Regions from separate parts of the Homo sapiens genome. Here region 1 is linked to region 2. The links are chromatin loops, found by intact Hi-C in ENCODE. Cell type or tissue: CD4-positive, alpha-beta T cell. All regions are shown on one strand.

Region 1 (8,000 bases), 270 kb after region 2:
CACAAAAGACTAAGGCTGGCGCTTGGGCTGGGATGGGGCTGGGGGCAGGGTGGCATCAGTATCTTTAGTGTCCACATTATGTTTAGCCAAGAACCCTTTCTTCAAATGAAACTTTATGCAAAAGCCCAGAACATAGAATAAACTGTGACTGCTCCAGCCACCCAGAGACCCCCTTGTTAGGCACCTCTGCCCCATCCTGCTTCTCCCCACATTCCAGTCCCCTGCACTTCTAGGGATTTCCTGGGATTTTCCAGAGCACAGTTAGAAGCTTACAGACCTCAGCCAGCCTCCTCATTTGATAGAGGAGAGACTGGAAGGGGCAGGGCTTCCCCAAGGTCATACGGCTGATGGGTAGCGGCATCACATCTGATCCCTCTTGTCTAGTTTTCAGTCTGTGGTGTTCTCCCACTGTGAAGAATAACTATGTTTTATAATGGAAATAATTGCCAATGTTATAGTATTGTAAGATAATTCCCTCTCTACAGTTCTCTGCACTCTATTCTTTTGAGCTCTCAAAAATAATGTTGGGATTTGGGGTTTGTTAGATGGTCTCAGATTAGGGGACGCAGAGCTGCTGAAACCCAACCCTAGACTACAGCCACCCCCAGAGCTCCAAGGGAGATGCACATGAGCAACAAAGACAAAATAAAGCAAAGTGGCTCCTTACAGGGACAAGTGTCCTCTCTCAGTCAGGGCAGGAAGAATGGAATGTAAAGAGCCCTCCCCAGATGGGGACACTTTTCTTCCTGCTCTTTCCCTTCCCCTCTCCCTTTGTGTGTGTGCCTGGCATGGGAGGAGGAGCAGACCGGGGGCGGGGTGGGGGTGGGGGCGGGTAAATGAGGCTGAGCCTGCAGTAGGGGACAGAAGGAAGGGGTGGGGGAAAGACCACGTGGGTGCAAAGGAGAAATCTGGCCACAATAGACTCTCCCCTCCCCTAATCTAGTGACCTGGTGGCTTTCCTCAGTTGAAGCTGCTCAGAGGGCTACCCCCCTAGTTTGGCTCACCAGCTCTCCTCTGGCTCCCCAGCTCTCCCCATTTTCCCTGGAGCACCTCCCTCCGCCTTCTATCTCTCAGATCTGGGCCAGGGCATGGGGCCCTCTGACTTATGTATTCCTTTACTTGGAGACTCAGTTTCTATGCTCTTAATCCTGAGACTCTTGTGGCTGTGGTCCCCCACCTGCTTGCCTGTTTCTGGATCCCAGATGGCTCTTGGAAGAGCTGGGGCAGCTTAGGAGTGACTTTGGTTAGGCATGGCCAGCCCCCAGTTCCTCTGCAATTCCAAGTGTCCTCAGTGCTCATCCTCCTGAGTGTTCTCCGGGGCAGGTGTCTCCCTTCGACATTGAGCCTTCGAGTGGCCAGCTTCACTCTCTGGGGGAGTGCAGGGTGGACATCACCTTGGAGGCCCTGCACTGCCAGCATCTGGAGACCGTCCTGGAGCTGGAGGTGGAAAATGGTGCCTGGAGGTAAGGGTGCCGTGGGAAGAGCCACTACAACAAACTATGCATATTCGTGATGTATTTATCTATATTATATATTTATCTAGAGATGTTCTGGATTTAAAACTATTGAATCCAGAAAATTAGTATTCTATAAAATTTGTAAATTACAGAAAAGAAACTCAAAATGACGCATAATCCATTCCCTAGGGATGATCCACTGATAATATTATGTATATATCTTTCTAGGGTGTGTGTATTAAAGAGATGTAAATTAGTATAACTACTTTCGAAACTACGTTAGCATCAGCTAGTGTTTGCCCTTCTGAGTATACTCCCAGGGAAATCCTTATACATGCACAGTGGGAGATGTGTGCTCATGTTGGAATGCTCAGACTGGACTGTTCCTACAGGAAAAACTAGAAAAAACCACTGTCTGTCAACAGGAGAATGGACATTTAAAAAGTGTGACATATTTAAATAAGCACATACCATTGTATTCTGGGAGGAACATGCTAGAGGTTTCAAAGGTATTGGTAGTATTCCTTTTTTTCTTCTTCATTCTCCCTCCGCTCCCCCACTTCCCTCCTTTTCTTTCTTTCTAGTGGAAAACTTCTCATATATATAAAAACAGAAAGAATAGTATAATAAACCTCCACATACTCTTTCCTCCCTTCAATAATTGTCAACTCACTGCAAGTACTGTTTCATCCATATCCCCTATCTCCTTCTCCCCACTCCTTCCCAAATTATTTTCAAATAAAATATTCATTTTCCTGCTGGGCATGGTGGCTCACGCCTGTAATCCCAGCACTTTGGGAGGCCGAGGCAGGCAAATCACGAGGTCAGGAGTTCGAGATCAGCCTGGCAACATGGTGAAACCCCGTCTTTACTAAAAATACAAAAATTAGCCAGGTATGGTGGTGCTCGCCTGTAGTCCCAGCTACTTAGGAGGCTGAGGCAGAAGAATCACTTGAATCCTGGAGGCAGAGGTTGCAGTGAATGAATATATATATATATTCATTTTCTTAAGCTGGCTGGTGATAATATTTTGTTTCTAAAGTTGTGTGGAGGTAGTACATAGATGTTGTTTTATTATTCGTTAAACTATATATATGTTTAAACTGTATATATGTTTTATACTCATTTTTGCATATATTTGGTGTTTCATTGTAAAAACATTTAAATGCTCATTTAAATCTCTGTGGATGCTCTTGAATTATCCTCCAAAAAGACTGTGTCATTTTATACTTCTGCCTACAGTGTGTGAGACTAGCCATTACCCCACACTTTCACCATGACAAATGTTGTTGGACTTTGTATACTTGACCATCTGACAGTTGTTCAAATGTCCCCTCCTGTGATAACAAATACAGGTCTAGGTATGAGTCTTTGCATTGGTCCTTCAGGGCAATTTGCGGGCATTAGATGTGAAGGCTAAGTCTGCCTGCAGCTCAGGGGAAGGGCTTTCTATTAAGTCTGTGCTTATTTCCTTTCCTTTTCTGTCTCTGTTCTTTCTCCTGAAAGGACCTTGTATTATCAGAATGTTTACAGTAGCAGGTGATGGAAACACAGACATTACCAACTTAGGCAAAAAAGAGGAAGCATTGGCTCACGTAACTGGGCATTCCCACCTTGCTGAATCCAAGGGCCCAACACTTTTCCCTTTGTCTGGTCTTCTGCTTCCTCTCTTTCTCTACCCTCTTTCCCCCTTCTCTACCTCCATCCCAGCCCCAACCCATCTACTGCTCTTTTTTTGTGGGCCCTTCTCTCCCCTATTGACAAGGGCCCTTCGCACTCTGCCTTGGGGAGAGGCCACTTAGAGCTCCAGGCTCACACACTCCCACCTTAACAATCTCTGAGAGCCAATCTGGCTCTTTGCAGAGATAGGCCCTGATTGCTCTTGCTCTTGTGTGGGTCATGTACCCGCCCCTTCCCCTGCTGGGTGACAGGGAGGATCTGTCTCCAGAAGAGGCAATCATGTTTCGAAATTTCAAGCTTTGTTGTTCTTGCGTCTTTCCTTTTCTATAGTAATCTGTTATAGTCTTATCAATGCAACAGCCTCTCAGATTCCCCCAAGAAAATGAATTTCTGTTTTCCCAGATGTTGGAGTTCTTCTTTACTTTTTGAGTTTTCTTCTGCTTCTAGTAATCTTTGCCTGTCCAGTCCTGTTTTTGAATGGAGGAGGAAGTTGATTTGCATAAGGAGCTGGTGTTGTAAGTTTCTTCTGAGTAAAAGGGGGTAGATGTGGAGAGCACCCCTATTCTAAGGGATGAAGTACATGTGAGTCACCACCCTCAGAGCACACAGCTAGCCTGAATCCATCAGAGAAAGGGACCTTTGGGGAAAACAGCCCTAAACAAACAGTGGAGAAAACCCATACTGGGCAGCTACACAAATCAATTCGTGCCTTCATTCATAAATAAGAATGAAGGAATAGCATCTTTCTGGTTGTTTCCTCCTCATGACAGTTGAGAGGTCCAGTGTTACTGCAGGCTCTGCCCTGGCCTCTCTCCAGCGTGATACCCACAGTCTTCAGTGGGGGCAAATACTGTGGCAGCCCAGTCTTTTTCTTAATTTTCAATTTTAATTTTTATTATTTGTACAAATTTATGGGGTACATGTGCAATTGTGTTATGTGCGTAGATTATATAGTGGTCAAGTCAGGGCTTTAGGGTATCCATCACCCAAATAGCATACATTGTACTCATGAACTAATTTCTCATCACCCATTTCCCTCCTATGCCCTCACCCTTCCGAGTCTCCGTTGTCTATCATTCCAATCTCTATGTCCATATGTACACGTTTTTAGCACCCACTTGAGTGAGATCATGTGATATTTGACTTCTGTGCCTGGGGCAGCCCACTCTTCCATGTGTTGCTCTGAGCTCTGGGGCTGGAGCCCTGACCTGGCTAAGCCAATGGATCTTCAGCAGTGCTTTGCTCAGCTCCCCCGCCCTTTGATGCCCTCATTCCATCATTAAGGATTGCATTGCACGTAACCTGTGCAGGGATTTCAAGCAGCAGTTTTGTTCTCCTCTGTTTTATCAGTTAACCTGATCACATTATTTCTTTCTCCTATTTTCTTTTCCTTGTTTGCATAACATTTTATTTGCTTTATTATCTTTTACTTCAAAATTTTCACAAATAGGGCATTTGCTAGATATTACATTTCTTTGCATTCACAATTTGTCTGTTTGGCACAAAGCTAGCTTTCTGCCTGTGTCAGCTTTGAATGTGCCTTCCTCACTAAGCTTAATCATTTTTTAGCTTAATCATTTTGATTTAAAGTGAGATACGTACGACTCTTCTTTTCACTTGAAGACTTAGAGGCTATTGTAGGGTTATCAGTTGGTCTAATTTCAATATTGTTGTGTCTCAAGGAATAGGGAGGCCTGAGGAGAGGGAGAGAGACGGAAATGACCAGTAAGTAGAGCAGTCAAAATGCACACAGCATTTACCAGTTGAGCCCATTATCGTATATGATTGCTGTTTATGGCACCCCAAAACAATTACAGTAGTAACATCAAAGATCACTAATCACAGGTTACCATAACAGCTATAGCAAAAAAGTTTGCAAGACATGACACAGAGACATGAAATGAGGACATGCAATTGGAAAAATGACATTGATAGGCTTGCTCAATGCAGCGTTGTCACAAACCTTCGATTTGTAAAAATCACAGTATCTGTGAAGTACAATAAAGCAGAGCATAATAACATGAGGTATGTTTGTAACTGAATTTCTTATATAGGTCAATTTAGACTTTTTTCTTGGCCAGGCACAGTGGCTCATGACTGTAATCCCAGCACTTTGGGAGGCTGAGGTGGACGGATCACCTAAGGTCAGGAGTACGAGACCAGGCTAGCCAACATGGTGAAACCCCATTTCTACTAAAAATACAAAAATTAGCCGGGTGTGGTGGTGCACACCTGTAATCCCAGCTACTCGGGAGGCTGAGGCATGAGAATAGCTTGAACGTGGGAGGCAGAGGCTGCAGTGAGCCGAGATTGTGCCACTGCACTCCAGCCTGGGCAACAGAGCAAGACTCTGTATGCCCCACCCCATCCCCCCAAAAAAAGATTTTTTTTTTTTTCTCAGTTTTGGTAGTTTGCATCACTCTAGGAATTTAGGAATTTGTCCATTTTATCTGTGATGTAATTTGTTGGTACATAGTTGTTAGTGGTATTCTCTGATAATTATTTTTATTTCTGTATGATCAGTAGTGATGTCCCCACTTTCATTCCTGATTTCTCTAATTTGAATCTTCAGCAAATTTTTCTTGGTCAGTCTAGTCTAGCTAAAGGTTTATCAATGTTGGTGATATTTTCAAAGAACCAGCTTTTGCTTTTGTTGATTTTCTGTAATGTTTTTCTATTTTCTATTTCATTTATCTCTGCTTTCTAGTCTTTATTATTTCTGTCCTTCCACTTGCTTTGGGTTTAGTTTGCTCTTCTCTTTCTAGTTTCTTAAGGTAAAAGCTGAGGTTTTTGATTTGCAATCTTTCTTTTTTGTTTGTTTAAAGAAAATTGTATTTACAAATATAAATTTTCCTCTAACCACTCCCTTAGTTGCATCCTATAACTTTTCATATATCATGTTTTCATTTTCATTGATATAAAAGTATTTTCTAATTTTTCTTGTGGTTTCTTATTTGACTTGTTTATGAATGTGTTATTTAATTTGCACATATTTTGTTTCACAAATTTCTTTCTGTTGTTGATTTCTAATTTGATTCTATTGTTGTTGGAGAACCCACTTTATATAATTATAGTCGTTTAAAACTTATTGAGACTTGTTTTATGGGCTATTCTGGAGAATATTCCTTGTGCACTCGAGAAAAATAATGTATTCTGCTGTTATTGTGTAGAGTGTTGCCTGTTCTGTTTGGTTTATAGTGCTGTTTAAATCTTCTATTTCAATGTTTATCTTCTGGTTAGTTGTTTTTCCATTATTAAAAATGGGCTGTTGAAGTCTCCAACCATTATTGTTGAATTGCTGATCTCTCCTTCAATTCTGTCAGTTTTTGCTTCATGTATTTTGTGGTGCTGTTGTTAGATACATACATGTTTATAATTGTTATATCTTTCTAATTTATCTTTTTATAATTATAAAATATCCTTCATTGTCTCTAATAACCATTTTTGTCTTAAAGCCTATTTTATCTAACATTCATATATCTCCTGGAGCTCTCTTTTGGGTACTGTTTGCATGATATATATTTTTCCATCCTTTTTCTTTGAAACTATTTGTGTCTTTGAATCTAAAGTGTCTCTTGTAAACAGCATATACTTGGATCATTTTTTTAAAATCCATTTTGCTAATCTCTGCCTTTTGATTGGATTGTTTAATCCCTTTATATTTAATGTAAATACTGATAAAGTAGAACTTCATCTCCCGTTTTGCTATTTGTTTTCTGTATGTATTTTGTGTTTCCTGCATTCCTTGTGTTTCCTGCATTCCTCCATTATTGCCTTCTTCTTTGTTAGATAGGTAGTTTCTAGTATGCCATTTTAATTTCCATGTTTCTTTTACTTTTTAAAAAGTTATTTTCTTACTGGTTGTCCAGGGCTTTATAGTATATCTTAATTTCAAAACAGTCTGGTTTAGATTAACACCAACTTAATTTCAGTAGTCTGAAATGTTACTGTAATATAGCTCAGCTCTATTCTCTCCCCTTCCTTTGTACTATTATTGTCATACAAATTACATATTTATACATTATAGGTTTATCAAGACAGTTTTACAGTTATTGGTTTGTATAGTTGCCCTTTAAATCAGATAGAAAAGTAAGCAAAAATACATTTATTCTGTCTTTGTATTTACATATGAATTTATCTTGATATGGTTATATCAGTCAAGGCTTAATATTTATTTCTTAATAACCTATTAAGACATTTATTACAAAGAATCAGGTTACACAACTATAGGGACTAGCTAGGCAAGCCTAAAATCTGTAGGGCAGGTTTTCAGGAAGGGCATGCTGGCATTTTTGGGGACAAGATGAAGATGTTATAAACACATGGAATTTCTTTGTCTGGGTAAGCCCATTTCTGCTTTTAAGACCTTTTAGTGGCCAGGCATGGTAGCTCACCTTTGTAATCCCAGCACTTTGGGAGGCCAAGGTGGGAGGATCACCTGAGGTCAGGAGTTTGAGACCAACCTGGCCAACACACTGAAACCTCATCTCTACTAAAAATACAAAAACTTGCCTGGCATGGTGGCACATGCCTGTAGTCCCAGCTACTCGGGAGGCTGAGGCAGTAGAATTTCTTGAACCCAGGAGGCAGAGGTTGCAGTGAGCCAAGATCGCACCACTGCACCCCAGCCTGGGTGACAGAGTGAGACTCTATCTCAAAAAAAAAAAAAAAAAAAAAAAAGACCTTTCAACTAATTGAATTAGGCCCATCTAGATTATCTAGGATAATCTCCTTTACTTAAACTTAACTGATTATGAACATTAATCATACCTACAAAATACCTTCAGCCGTTCAGACATGTAAAGAGCTTGCCCATCAAGCTCCTGCTCTCACAACAAGGAAAGACTGAACAAACTGAAACAA
Region 2 (8,000 bases):
GGGTTCTACCTTAAAAAGCATACAGTTTAAAAAGGAAGACAGTCACTAACAATGAACATGTAAATAAAGGGTGTTGTAAGGGCATGAAATGAAAGGGTGTGCCTCTTCTGGATTATCAGGGCAGGCTTCCCTAAGGAAGAGATGACCAAAAAGGAGGACTAACTAGGTGAAGAAAGCATTCCAGGCAAGGGAACACTATTTGCAAAGACCTAATGGCAGATGGGAGCCTGGATTGTTCAAGAACTTGAGGAGGGCCGAGTGGCCAGAGAGCAGGAACCAAGAAGCACAGCCATGAGGTGAGGCATGAGGGCACCCTGCTGGTAGGTGGCTGCCAGGACAGTGGCCCTCTGTGCCTTCAAAAGCTAAAAGGAAGGCCCAAGGTGAAGGCAGCACTGTGCCCATAAGAGTCTGAATTAATTGGAAGAATATCAAATAATTGGGCTGCCAGCTGTTCCCAGGTGGTCAGGACACATCAGTCCAGCTTTTCTAACAACTGCTTTAAAAGTGTGACACTTTTGGTCTCTTATTTATTTATTTATTTATTTATTTATTTATTTATTTGAAACAGAGTCTCGCTCTGTCGCCCAGGCTGGAGTGCAGTGGCGCAATCTTGGCTCACTGCAAGCTCTGCCTCCCAGGTTCAAGCCATTCTCCTGCTTCAGCCTGCCGAGTAGCTGGGACTGCAGGTGCCTGCCACCACGTCTGGCTAACTTTTTGTATTTTTAGTAGAGACGGGGTTTCACCGTGTTAGCCAGGATGATCTTGATCTCCTGACCTCGTGATCTGCCCACCTCGGCCTCCAAAAGTGCTGGGATTACAGGCGTGAGTCATCGCACCCGGCGACACTTTTGATCTTTATGGGAACATAACATTTAGCTTCCTAAAACTTCAGTGAAGTAGTGCTGAGGGCCAACAATGTTTGAAAAATTAAGTAACGCAGTTAGTAAGAACAATAAGAAAAGGCAAAAAGCAAGCATCTTTTCAAGGAACAAAATACTTCAAACATAAACTTACAGAAGCAATTTTAAATGGGATGCCACAGTTCCCCTGCTTATCCACGGTTTCGCTTTCCGAGCTTTCAGTTATCTGCTGTCAACTGCAGTCTGAAAATATTAAATGGAAAATTCCAGAAATAAATATTTTGTAAGTGTTAAGTTGCATGCCGTTTTGAGTAGCGTAATGAAATCTTACACATCCTGCTCCGTCCCACCTGGGATGTGAATCAGCCACGCGGCCTGCCCGTTAGTCACTTCGTCTTGGTTAACAGCTCGACTGCAGTGGTATTATGGTGCTTGGGTTCAAGTCACCCTTACTTGAATGAATAGTGGCCCCAAAGCAGAAGAGAAGCGACGCTGGCGTATTGTTATAATTGTTCTATTTTATTATTGTGTTACTCTATTACTGTGCCTAGTTTATAAATTAAACTTTATCATAGATATGTATGTATAGGGAAAAACATAGTATATACAGAGTTTGGTACTATCGCAGTTTCAGGCATCCACTGGTGGGGGGGGGTGGGAATCTCAGAAAGTATCCCCCATGGATAAGGGGAGGGGATTCTCAGAAAGTATCCCCCTTGGATAAGAGGGGGGTCTCAGAAAGTATACCCCATGGATAAGAGGGGACTACTGTATTCATCTCAGGTTGCAGAACTCTTGAGAAATTGAGAATTATGATGAAGCGTAGAAGATGATCCTTACTGAAATGGAACCATTCTCTATGCACTGTTTTGTAACCTATTTTCCCTACTCTGTCTCCAAAATGATATCATTGCCAAGGAGATTCACTCTTCACATCCTTGTAACAATGAGTGAAATGCCCTCAAATCAATGGGTACTTCTGGGCAACATTTTCTCTACAATTTCAGCTACTAAAAAATGTTAGTTTTAAACACATAAAGGCAACAGAGGCATATTTTGATTCTAAGCTGTTACATTCCTCTTGTACTATTTAATATAGATTCCTTTCATGTCTATGTTCATATAAGTCTGTATGAATGCTTAACTGTATGCTCTTAGCTTAACAGTTTGAACATTTTCCCTGGATATAAATATATTTAGTCTGAGGTATTTATGCTAAAGTTTTTTTAAAGTGAATATTATACTTTGACAATGTGACTCTGAGCTGTGGCATACAGAATTAAAACAACAATATTTAGCCTACCAAAAATGTTGAAATTTGCATCAGATCTCTGCAAAGGTGTAAATAGAATGGCTTGACATTTGAGAATTTTTTTTAAAAAAGGAAACTAATAACTCCAAAGACACAGTGGCAATCCCAGAAAAAAATTAAACTATAGACCAAAAAAGGACAAAATTATTAAAATACACATATATACAAAAATATCATCTGCCACAGTATTTTTTTTTTAGACAGATTCTCACTCTGTCGTCCAGGCTGGAGTACAGTAGCATAATCTTGGCTCACTGCAACCTCCTCCTCCTGGGTTCAAGCGATTCTCCTGCCTCAGCCTCCCTAGTAGCTGGGATTACAGGCACCCGTCACCACAACTGGCTAACTTTTTGTATTTTTAGTAGAAATGGGGTTTCACCATATTGACCAGTCTGGTCTCAAACTCCTGATCTCAGGTGATCCATCCACCCCAGCCTCCCAAAGTGCTGGGATTACAGGCGTAAGCCACTGCACCTGGCCAAGTTTTAATTATTCTCTGGGCTCCCCAGTTTAAAATATTTTTATATATGCTATGACAGAAACAGATTCATCCATTTAATTTATTTGAGTAACAGCACTCTGTTTAATAAATTTTCTATTTTAAAATTCATTTTACATTGATCATATGCCATGTGCCAGACTCTATATATAAGATCTGAGTTATTCTTGGAAGACTTCCTGAATTTGTATTTCAATAGTTTAGAAGATTTTGCTTTCTATCATTCTAGAACAATAGTAACTTGATAAATTCTTTCTTTGCTAAATTCTCAGTGCAGATTTCACTAGCTGGGCTATTTCAACTTATTTATCACGAAGCATTTGCTGGGCCATCCCCTGTGGCATGGATGTCACCAATTCCATCTTGGAATTTGCTCTATTTCTCCACTGGGTGAAGTGGTTTATTGGCTGTCAATCTGTAAAGTGCTCTCTGGGATTATCTGAGTGCAAGACAGTAGGAGTGGAAACATATTTCACTGTCTTTTCTGTCAAGATGAAAGGAACATGCCCAATAAATTATCTTCTAGCAAGAGTGGATGAAAATTCCAGTGAGTGACCTAGAGCCTCCATCAGATGGTGGCCATACACAGTGTCCTGTGGATAGTTATGGTCTCCAGGGTCTGATGGCTTCTTCTACTGTCACTTTAGTTTCATATTTGTTATTACTATATGTGTATGTATGTATGCATACATTATATATAAATATTTGCTCTAAAACCTACTCCTCAAAGTCATGGAAAGTGAGAAAGAGAGAATTAGAATTTTCCTTCCCACCCTGTCCTCATCTGCCCAGTTTCTTCGCCATACCTCCTCCACCCTCCATCTAACCATTGTTACTATTTTCTTATGAGTCCATACAGATTTTCTTTACATACTTGCAAGCAAATATGAATATTTCCTTTGGGTTGTTTTCCTTTTATACATAAAAGGTAGCCCACTAGATACGTTATTCTGCACCTCATGTTTTCCCTCTCATTTCACAGATAGCACCCTTTGTTTTGTTTTGTTTTGAGGCAGTTTCACTCTGTCACCAAGGCTGGAGTACAGTGGTGCAATCTCGGTTCATTGCAATCTCCACCTCCTGGGTTCAAGCAATTCTCCTGCCTCAGCTTCTCAAGTAGCTGGGATTACAGGCAAGTGTCACAACACCTGGATAATTTGTGTATTTTTAGTAGAGATGGGATTTCACCAAGTTGGCCAGGCTGGTCTCAAACTCCTGAACTCAAGTGATCAGCCTGCCTTGGCCTCCCAAAGTGCTAGGACTACAGGCGTGAGCCACTGTGCCTGGCCCCTTATTCTTTTTATAGCTGTATAACATTCCATTCTTCCAATATATGGATAAACCATAGTTTATATAATCAGTCCCCTTTTGAGGGAAATTTAGGTTTTTTCAATCTTTTATTATTACTGCAATAATTAACCCTGTACACCGTCATTTTTCCTGTGTGCAAATATACTTTAGGACAAATTTCTAGAAATGGAACTGCAGGAACAACTGATCTATGTGTTTGTAATTTTGACAAATATTGCCAAATTGTTCTCTATAAGGGCTGTACCAAGTCACTCCCACCCACAGTGTGTGGTTCCATTTGATGTATTTTCAATGGTTTTCTGAAGACAGAACATGTTCTGATCATTTCTTGTTTCCTATCTATGACATGCCTTCATTGAACAAAGACTTACCTAGGGCCAGACACGCCCCACACCCTCTTCTTAGGTCCTGGAAATAACAGCAGTGAACAAAGCAACACAAATCCATTTCTTAACATTTGTGTTGTGAGACAGAGAAATAGAGGGTGGAGGATGGGCCTGGAACATACTTTCGTGATCATCTGAAGCCACAGTCACCAACTCAGATGTCACACAGGGAACTTGCGTGTGTGAAGAAGGGCAGCAGTGAGCTGTCAGAGGGAATGGTGAGGCCTGCGTGGTCTTGAAGAGCACAGGCCTGTGTGCAGGCTGACCTACAGCAATAGGTCATGTGGGAAAAAAAAAAAAAAAGCCCATGTGACAGCGCTTCCCAATTTTCAAGAGAAACCAGAAATACAATTTTCATGTGATATCTCCCCACCTTTAATGCTGAGAAGTCATTCTAAATTTTAAGAACACTTTGAGGACAGTTTTTGTTACTGGGGCTAAGCAAGTTGATACTACAGTTTATATGGAAAAAGAAACATTCCTGCGAATATCTAGGAAAATACTGAGGGGCAAAAAGCTATAGTGGGCATTGGAGACTAGCACTACTATTCATTAAAACGTCTACAAAGCCTCTGTAATTAAAACTGTGCGGTACTGGTGCATGAATAGATGGACCAGCAGAACAGAATAAAAAGGCCGGAAATCAACCTAAGTGCATATGGAAAAGTGGTATACATTCAAGGTGGCATTTCAAAACATTGGGACAAATACTGAGTTTTTATTAAGTGGTGCTGCAACAATGGTTAGCTGTGGAACAAAGATAAAACTGGATCATGGGAGTCACTTCCAAGATGGCCGAATAGGAAGAGCTCCAGTTTACAGCTCCCAGCAAGATCGATGCAAAAGATGGGTGATTTCTGCCTTTCCAACTGAGGTACCTGGTTCATCTCATTGGGAATGGTTGGACAGTGGGTGCAGCCATGGAGGGTGAGCCAAAGCAGGGCAGGGCATTGCCTCACCCGGGAAGCACAAGGGGTTGGGGGATTTCCCTTTCCTAGCCAAGGGAAGCCGTGAGTGACTGTACCTGCAGGAATGGTACGCTTCTGCCCAAATACTGCACCTTTCCCACGGTCTTTGCAACCAGCAGACCAGGAGATTCCCTCCCGTGCCTGGCTCGGTGGGTCCCACGCCCATGGAGCCTTGCTCGCTGCTAGCGCAGCAATCTGAGATCGACCGGGGGATGCTGGAGCTTGGCAGGGGGAGGGGTGTCCGCCATTGCTGAGGCTTGAGTAGGTGGTTCTATGCTCACAGTGTAAACAAAGTGGCAGGGAAGCTCGAACTGGGCGGAGCCCACCGCAGCTCAGCAAGGCCTACTGCCTCCCTAGATTCCACCTCTGGGGAAGGGCATATCCGAAGAAAAGGCAGCAGAAAGCTCTGCAGACTTAAACGTCCCTGCCTGATAGCTCTGAAGAGAGCAGTGGTTCTCCTAGCACAGTGTTCGAGCACTGATAATGGACAGACTGCCTCCTTAAGTGGCTCCCTGACCCCCGTGTAGCCTGACTGGGAGACACCTCCCAGTAGGGGCTGACAGACATCTCATACAGGCGGGTGCTCCTCTGGGACAAACCTTCCGGAGGAAGGATCAGGCAGCAATATTTGCTGTTCTGCAGCCTCCACTGGTGATACCCAGGCAATCAGGGTCTGGAGTGGATTTCCAGCAAACTCCAACAGACCTGCAGCTGAGGGGCCTGTCTGTTAGAAGGAAAACTAACAAACAGAAAGGAATAGCATCAACATCAACAAAAAGGACATCCATACCAAAACCCCATCTGTAGGTCACCAACATCAAAGACCAAAGGTAGATAAAACCACAAGGATGGGGAGAAACTAGAGTAGAAAGGCTGAAAATTCCAAAAACCAGAATGCCTCTTCTCCTCCAAAGGAACACAACTCCTGTCGTGTTCTCCTGGATGGAGAATGAGTCTGATGAGTTGACAGAAGTAGGCTTCAGAAGATCAGTAATAACAAACTTCTCCAAGCTAAAGGAGCATGTTCTAAGCCATCGCAAGGAAGCTAAAAACCTTGAGAAAAGGTTAGATGAATGGCTAACTAGAATAACCAGTGTAGAGAAGAGCTTAAATCACCTGGTGGAGCTGAAACCCACAGTATGAGAACTTCGTGAAGCATACACAAGTATCAATAGCCAATTCATTCAAGCGGAAGAAAGGATATCAGTGATTGAAGATCAAATTAATGAAATAAAGTGAGAAGACAAGATTAGAGAAAAAAGAGTGAAAGGAAACGAACAAAGCCTCCAAGAAATATGGGACTATGTGAAAAGACCAAATCTATGTTTGATTGGTGTACCTGAAAGTGACGGGGAGAATGGAACCAAGTTAGAAAACACTCTTCAGAATATTATCCAGGAGAACTTCCCCAACCTAGCAAGGCAGGTCAACATTCAAATTCAGGAAATACAGAGAACACCACAAAGATACTCCTCAAGAAGAGCAACCCAAGACACATAATTGACAGATTCACCAAGATTGAAATGAAGGAAAAAATGTTAAGGGTAGCCAGAGAAATAGGTAGGGTTACCCACAAAGGGAAGCCCATCAGACTAACAGCAGATCTCTCAGCAGAAACCCTACAAGCCAAGACAAAGAAGGCCATTACATAATGGTAGAGGGATCAACTCAACAAGAAGAGCTAACTATCCTAAATATATATGCACCCAATACAGGAGCATCCAGATTCATAAAGCAAGTCCTTAGAGACCTACAAAGAGACTTAGACTCCCACACAATAATAATGGGAGACACTGCACTGTCAGTATTAGACAGACCAACGAGACAGAAGGTTAACAAGGATATCCAGGACTTGAACTCAGCTCTGGACCAAGTGGACCTAATAGACATCTACAGAACTCTCCAACCCACATCAACAGAATATACATCCTTCTGAGCACCAGATCGCACTTATTCTAAAATTGACCACATAACTGGAAGTAAAACACTCCTCAGCAAATGTAAAAGAACAGAAATCACAACAAACTGTCTCTCAGACCACAGTGCAATCAAATTAGAACTCAGGATCAAGAAGCTCACTCAAAACCGCACAACTACATGGAAACTGAACAACCTGCTCCTGAATGACTACTGGGTAAATAACGAAATGAAGGCAGAAATAAAGATGTTCTTTGAAACCAATGAGAACAAAGATACAACGTACCAGAATCTCTGGGACACATTTAAAACAGTGTGTAGAGGGAAATTTATAGCACTAAATGCCCACAAGAGAAAGCAGGAAAGATCTAAAATTGACACCCTAACATAACAATTAAAAGAACTAGAGAAGGAAGGGCAAACAAATTCAAAAGCTAGCAGAAGATAAGAAATAACTAAGATCAGAGCAGAACTGAAGGAAATAGAAACACAAAAAACCCTTCAAAAAAAATTCAATGAATCCAGGAGCTGGTTTTTTGAAAAGATTAACAAAATAGATAGACTGCTAGCAAGACTAATAGAAAAGAGAGAAGAATCCAATAGATGCAATAAAAAAAATGATAAAGGGGATATCACCACTGATCCCACAGAAATACAAACTACCATCAGAGAATACTATAAACACCTCTATGCAAATAAACTGGAAAATCTAGAAGAAATGGATAAATTCCTGGACACATACACCCT

Evidence for each region. Peaks named below come from ENCODE experiments on the same cell type or tissue, not always from the same donor. Only the 100,000 strongest peaks of a DNase experiment are listed, where the experiment ranks them.
Region 1: it touches region 2 in a loop (5-fold over the local background); 1 of 110 quality-filtered maps calls a loop at or near these places.

The regions. Positions count from the first base shown.
Region 1 is chr3:38,098,963-38,106,962 of GRCh38, forward strand. It overlaps DLEC1 (DLEC1 cilia and flagella associated protein), which reads left to right. Exons shown (of 37, transcript NM_007335.4): 19 at 1,324-1,463. It overlaps LOC105377033 (a long non-coding RNA gene), which reads right to left. Exons shown (of 2, transcript XR_940727.3): 2 at 4,528-4,831. Among named protein-coding and RNA genes, the nearest start is that of ACAA1, 34 kb to the right of the region's middle. In CD4-positive, alpha-beta T cell, no CTCF peak of the experiment used is centred here; a DNase peak (open chromatin) is centred at 3,719.
Region 2 is chr3:37,833,665-37,841,664 of GRCh38, forward strand. It overlaps ITGA9-AS1 (ITGA9 antisense RNA 1), which reads right to left. Exons shown (of 4, transcript NR_110531.1): 2 at 1,015-1,103. Among named protein-coding and RNA genes, the nearest start is that of ITGA9-AS1, 24 kb to the right of the region's middle. In CD4-positive, alpha-beta T cell, no CTCF peak of the experiment used is centred here; no DNase peak of the experiment used is centred here; H3K27me3 peaks cover 205 bases.